Regions from separate parts of the Homo sapiens genome. Here region 2 is linked to region 1. Evidence: chromatin contacts called from ENCODE Hi-C or POLR2A ChIA-PET data. All regions are on one chromosome and are shown on one strand. Each heading gives the region's core, a stretch centred on a gene start or an enhancer-like site at or near the end of the contact. The rest is flanking DNA. Distances are from core to core; before and after follow the strand shown. Region 1 overlaps LINC00299 (long intergenic non-protein coding RNA 299). Region 2 has its middle 92 kb from the start of LINC01814.

Region 1 (3,232 bases), core at 529-3,028:
GTTTCTAAATCAAACAAAAGTTTTGAGTTGCTTTCTCTTCTCCTTTCTCATTTTCTTAGAATGAGCAGTGCTGTGTAAGATAGTGAGTGTGCACACATATACACACACACGCATTTGGAGTTTTTCTTTCCAACAGAGAGAATTCTGCGCTATAAACTCTCCTTCAGTTAGATTATATACAAGTGTTGACTTTCAATTCATACCTCTGATATGAGTCATTGAGTGCTCTGATTCTTAGTTTATTTGTGCTGCTTTCAGTAAAATGGATTGAATGTGGGGTTATCCAACCATGGTGTGGTGCCTTGCTGCCTCTGACACGGGGCTGATGAGATCTGAGTGCTTGGCACTATCTTACAGGAATGTCAAAATCAGATTTGGTCGGTAGCCAGCTTTCTACCTTCTCTGGAACATGGAGAGAACATCTGGGAAAAAGCTCAACTTATTACCCACAGCCCCAGACATTCCCATACCACCTCATCTCTCAGAACCTGACTCCACCCTGCTAACTGGCCTTGTGTACCGCTTCCATAGCTGACCATGGTCACGAACCTGCTTTAACATCTTATCTTTGTCTTAGAGGCGTTATACAGAATCATGGCTCAATTTTTCAAAGCTCACAACAAAACCACAATATCTATTTCTAAATTAAAAATTCAGATTTCCAGACTTCCCTAGCTACTGTATCTTCTCCCTCTCTTTTGGAGAAATTGTCTTTCAACATCTCCTCCAGAGTTGAGAGTTTTAAACCCATCCTCCGGGACAGGCTTCAGGGGTTCTCTGAATCCTCTTTCACATTCTGTGTAAACTTCTCTGTGTTTATGAGCCTTTGTCTATATTTCTGGAGGGAAGGCCCACCTGTTTATCAGATACTCATAGTGACCCTAAGGCCTCTCATGGGTTAAAAAATCTGTTACAGAGATTTCCCATGATTTTGAAGGCAGAAAGGATCTGAGATAGTGCTTAATTGAAACTCTCATTTCACATACAGGGAAACTGAGGCCCATAGAGATATAATTCTTTTTCTCAGACCAGTGCAACAAGGTAGTGACATCATAGCATGGGAGTCCAGAAGCAAAAATTTGATATTTTTTAAACTTGTAAATACCTTCCATTGTTCCTCATCTCACCTAAGATTGGATTCTGGGAAGCCTGGTAATTTGTGCACAGGGAGTAAGGAGGTTAGATGACTGTCTTTTGGAAGAACTGTTTTTCTCCTTTGCTTTTTTGGTAATTTACTCTGAAAGCTGGTAGGTATTTTATTTCCAGACTTGTTCAGAAAATCCTGTTCACGCTGTTAAAGTCTTTGCCCATGCAAATACCCAGTGCTGTTCTTGGCCAGCAGGAACCGTCACACTGGGACGTTGCTCCATTGTGCGTGTGTGCACGTTTCCAGGCATGTGCGCAAGTGTGCACTTGGTAATGCAATTGCAAAGCAAACTGCAAATGCCCATAATAGGAATCAAGAGAAAAGTCTCAAGTTAGACTTTTGTTTAACACTTGGCTTCCTAGAAGTTTGTAAAGAAGGTGTCTGTTTAGGGAAAGCCTTATTAAGCCTGGATGGTTGCCCTTAGCAAATGAAAGTGTTGACTAAACCTTGCTCTCTGTTGTGAAATGTAAGTCTAGTGAAATTCAAACACATTGTAAATTTACTAATCAGCTGTAATCAAAGTAGAGGGATATAAATACTCCCAGAGGGTGGCTCCCTGTGAGGACAACTGATGAGGTGACTTGGGAGGCCGTGGGTGGCTCTTAGGAGAGTTAAGGATGTCCATGGCCATCCCTGCTCCAGCATGAGCCTGTGTTTGTATGAAAGCACAGACTCCAAAACATCCTAGAAGATAGCTGAGAGAACACCTAGAATGAAACTTGTATTTTACCAGAAAACTAAGCCAAGGTCCCTAGAGAAATGGCTTTGCTTAGGCTTCACACTGTGGCTCAATGGCAGGTCAGAGACGAGGGCCCCACACCTCGGTGTCTAGCCAGGGATCTGGCCCTAGCACCGTGTTGCTGAGTCATGTCGGGCTGCCTAGGGGATGTCGCAGAAGGAGCTCCTGGAGGACACATGCGTTCATCATCTGCTCAAAACTGCACAGCAGGTGAATGGTGACATTGACACATCAGAAAAATAACAGACTGCTTGGAGGGCGACGTGCTAAGCACTTAACGGGAATTATCTTAGTAAGTCTTTACGCCACTGTGATGAAGTAGGTAGCGTTCTCATAATTGCCATTTTACAGATGAGGACACTGAGGTTCTGGGAGGTTAAGAAACTTGCCCAAATGATGTAGTAGGTGGCCAAGCTGGAATTCCAAAGCAAGGATTTGTAAAGATTATGCTAATCAAAACTCCCACTGCCCTTGTCTGTTTTTGTTCTTCCCCTAAAGCATACCTACGTTTTCTTGTCTCAGGGAGCATGATGTGTGAAGGACTTTGGTTCTCATTGGCCAGAGACACCGAGTCCATCTCAGTCTGAAGTCCTGGGATCTGAGATTCCCTGAGTGTGTGGATTCCCTGCTAGGCAGGATGCAGTTTGACTGACGAGTTCCTTTTCTTTTATTTTCTTCTATTTAGCGACTTGCTTTTCCTGATATCCTCTTTTAGGAGGCTGTTAGGCCCCTGGGCCAGAGGCCTTTTATAGCACCCAAAAAATTGCCTTGTAGCAATCTGACAATTTTTTATAATAATTTGGGTCTTATTTCTAAATACAGTAACAATTTGGGGTCTTTTGTGTTATTTTTGTGTTTTGGCTCACCATCATTCAGTTTGGATTTTGTTGTGTGAAGTTCCCCAACTCCTGGCCTATTTCCATCCACCCTTTTATTCATGGGATAAATAGTAACTGTGTACCTACCCCCAGAACCTCCTATGACAAGGCACCCTAGGGCTCAGAGTAAGTTGTCTTCCCCCCCCCCTTTTTTTGACTATTGATAACACAAATAAAGCTGCAATAACTATCTTGGTTGAGACACAGCTTTCTAAATGCTTGTCGATAGCTTGCTGGTGTACGACCTTAGTTTTTACCGCGTCCCTGCCTTGACCACCCATCCTGCCCTCAAGAGGACACAGGGCTCCTCTCTGGGAAGATCCAGGGTTGGCAGAAAGGAAAGATTTCCTTCTTGACTTGTGATATGGCCTCTGTGCCAGGCCCTGTGCTAGGCCCTGGGAATGGAGTGGGGAGCGAGGCTCAGCCCTGTCCTCTGGACAGCCTGGACTGGCTCTCTGCATCTTACAT
Region 2 (3,232 bases), core at 348-2,847, 190 kb before region 1:
AATATTGGTTCTGTATTGTTGCCAAGATTTCTGAGTTATCTATCAACCAGAACTCCTTGTGCAAACTCAGTCTGCTTTCTGACAGGTTTAATCAGCACACATTCCTTTTTAGAAAACGTTCACAGTATTTGCGAGCTTGTCTTCTCTTCCTCCCTGTGTGCCCCAGCAGTCCTGGGGTGGCAGCTGCGTGAAGCTGTTCATCTGGGGCAGGACAGGGTAATTACAACATGAAGATGGGCAGGAGAATTCTCTCTCCAACAGGTTGGGAGAGAAATCATCTCCCTTTCGGGCCAGGCGCAGTGGCTCACACCTGCAGTCCCAGCACTTTGGGAGGCAGGGGCAGGAGGGGCACGAGGTCAGGAGATCGAGACCATCCTGGCTAACACGGTGAAACCCCATCTCTACTAAAAATACAAAAAAATTAGCTGGGCGTGGTGGCGGGTGCCTGTGGTCCCAGCTACTTGGGAGGCTGAGGCAGGAGAATGGCATGAACCCGGAAGGCGGAGCTTGCAGTGAGCCGAGATCGCGCCACTGCACTCCAGCCTGGGCGGCAGAGTGAGACTCCGTCCCCCCAAAAAAAAAAAAAAAGGAAATCATCTCCCTTTCAGACTCGCATGTCTGTAGAGAATATCTTTAGCCAACGATTAAAAGCAAAAGTGTCCTCGTCACTCTAGAAGACCTCAATTCACCTGACCTCCAGTGTTTAGATTCTGGGACTCTCAGCAAAGTCAACGTTTTGAACTGCAGGTATCCACTGGCTTGGAGAGGAAAATGTAGTGGCATTTCCTTGGATGTAATCGCCTTGAAAAACAAGAGTGTTGCAGTTCCGAGGCACTCAGCGAACTCTGCAATGTGTTTTTGTAAAATAATTCTGTACAGAAAGGCAGACTGACCGGTGAAATTTATCTGAGAACAAAGTTATCATTTCAGCCATTAATCTATTTGGGATCAGAAAAGGTTATTTCCAAGTTCTAACAATAATAAGAAGCTCAAATCTCACCTAGACATTAGATTAACATTTCTAAAAATTTAAGCATGGTCAGAAGTTAATTATAAAACATGCTGGACCTTTACAGTCACTGATTTAATATAGAGAGTATATAAAGACAATAACTGGATAGAAATTACCAGATAAATTTCCCCCTGCCTTTCCTCCAAGAATGTGCCTCCATTTATTAGAAACCCCCATGTCTCTTATAAATGGCTATTTTAATTTATGGATTTACAGTAGGGAGGAAATTAATTAACACGAAGTTGGAGCAGTTCCAACACGAAGTTGGAACACGACTGGGAAGCTGGCACTTGGGCCCATTACTTCTCTGCTCCTGACTGACTGTGTGACATTGGCCAAAGCAGTTAACCTCTGTGGGGCTCAGCTTCTCCATCTGTAAAAGAGGAATATTGCTTCTCAGCTGCCCTGCAAGGGGTAAAAATGCATGAACCAGCACATGGGAAGAGAAAGGAGAGGGCTCAGAGACGGGGTGAAGGCAGCAGGGAATAATAAACGGCTCCCATTTATTTCCCAGACCTTGAAGTTTGGGCCATACTCAGGGCTGATGTTTGCAATCCGCAACGCCAAGTTGACTTGGCCTGTTACTTGAAAATATGGAGGGCAAATATTAACTCAAGATAATGCAGCACGAGCAACGCAAAGGCCAGTTAACCTGAAAAAAGAAGAAATCACCATAGTTTAAAACGATGACACACGATGGCTCCCGGGATCGCTCATAAATTTCTGCTTTGTGGTAGCAAGAACATGTTCAAGGAATTAGTGCTGGGGTATCTCAGGGCAGCTTTCTAACCGCGTCTGATCTGTACGCTGTCCCCATTTGCCAAAACTCTTCATCGCCGATAAGGTGCTTGTTAGAGAAACGGGAACTAAATTTATAATCGGCTTTTGTGAAGCCAATTTACATGTTGTACTGCTGGAACTTAGAACTAAAGGGAATGTGCTTGAAGCCAAAATTGGCTTTGTGGCTCCAGTTTCCTCAGCTCAGCACCACCTGCCTCCAATCAAACTGTCCAATTACAGGAAACAATTGTTTTCTTGCTTTCTGGGAAGTGAAGAAATTCATCCAGTAAAGGACTGATTTCTAAATGCTTCTTTTTTTCCTTCTTAAAAAGAAAAAAAAAAGAAGATCAGAAAAGACCAACAAATCCAAAACATCAACATTGTTTGGGGAAGAAAGTGTTTCCCTAACAAATTGCCTTCAAAGTTCAAAAACCAGAATATTGCCATCTACATACGTTGGTGTTACTGACCACAGATAACTGCTCTGTAATTACCTCTTATAATAACATTATTAGCCATTCAGAAGAAAGATTCTCTCTTTTAACGTGAGGCAGTAATTAAAGGCAGTGAATTTCACAGGTGAAATCTTGCAGAAAGTATGATTCTGAAGTCAAAGAATTTAGTGATCCACCTCTGCCTAATTAAACTTTCGTCTCAAAATAAAATCTTATATTTGAAACAATGAAATCAGGGCAATGATACTATTTATCTTTGAGGCCAAGTCTCGTTTCTTTAAGCCCTAATTTGACTTTCTACAGCTTATTTCCCTGAAATGGTTAAGATGGCAGCAGAGAAGTTGAAAAGAATATAAACCGCTGGTCACATGTAGGTGGTATTTAGTATGCATTGAGCATAGATGACAATTATAGTACATTCTTTCCTCTGGCAGGTAATATTTTAATGGAACTAACAAACTTCACTTGGCTTGTTTCTACTTCATCTCTTGAGTTTCTGTTTTTAAAAATAAAACAGAACTGCTCAATATTTTATGATTCAATAAAAATAATGACCTCATGGAAACCACTTACTGGCATTTTTCTTATCATTCCTCAGTAGTGCATTGGCCTTACTGAGGCAACCTCCAGAAGCTTACATTTACATTGACTTTGTGCTCCACTAGGAATTCGCTTAAGTTATTCAGGGGAATAATTCCACTCCATTCCAAGGGAGTTCTCTGGTGCACAGGATATTAGCTTCTAAGAATACTGCTTGCCTCCAGGAAGCCTTCCTGGGTCAGATCAGCCAGGGGCGAGCTCTCACTTTCCTGCCCTGGCACTGGCCCTGCATGGGCCTCTGTCCCAGGTGGTGGTTTGACTTCTGCCTTGTAGTGTGGCCCTCAGTGAACAGGACTCACTGAGGACCAGGCAATCACTCTTTCATTTGCTAGAAATGAGAGAGTGGATGCTTGGTGCTTGGTAAAATGAATGAAAGCATGATCTT

What was found. Hi-C counts contacts between places; a loop is a spot of excess contacts on that map. ChIA-PET counts read pairs that join two places held with the same protein, here RNA polymerase II (POLR2A). Pooled maps may share reads with other maps.
Region 2: a map of CD4-positive, alpha-beta memory T cell shows a loop between it and region 1 (7-fold over the local background). The contact joins two enhancer-like sites. A Hi-C loop is called at or near these places in 7 of 168 maps with a recorded cell type or tissue (CD4-positive, alpha-beta memory T cell, Calu3, GM12878 and 3 more), 10 of 37 single-sample maps with no recorded cell type and 13 of 50 pooled maps. POLR2A ChIA-PET finds 5 or more read pairs at or near these places in 1 of 52 experiments (OCI-LY7).

The regions. Positions count from the first base shown.
Region 1 is chr2:8,303,822-8,307,053 of GRCh38, reverse strand. The region is part of intron 2 of LINC00299 (long intergenic non-protein coding RNA 299); the gene reads left to right. Among named protein-coding and RNA genes, the nearest start is that of LINC00299, 23 kb to the left of the region's middle. RefSeq lists an enhancer at 2,957-3,176. Within about 2 kb of position 1,778, at least 5 of the 41 ENCODE cell types and tissues checked have a DNase peak (open chromatin) inside an H3K27ac peak, as active enhancers do.
Region 2 is chr2:8,490,201-8,493,432 of GRCh38, reverse strand. No RefSeq gene overlaps it. Among named protein-coding and RNA genes, the nearest start is that of LINC01814, 92 kb to the left of the region's middle. Within about 2 kb of position 1,597, at least 4 of the 41 ENCODE cell types and tissues checked have a DNase peak (open chromatin) inside an H3K27ac peak, as active enhancers do.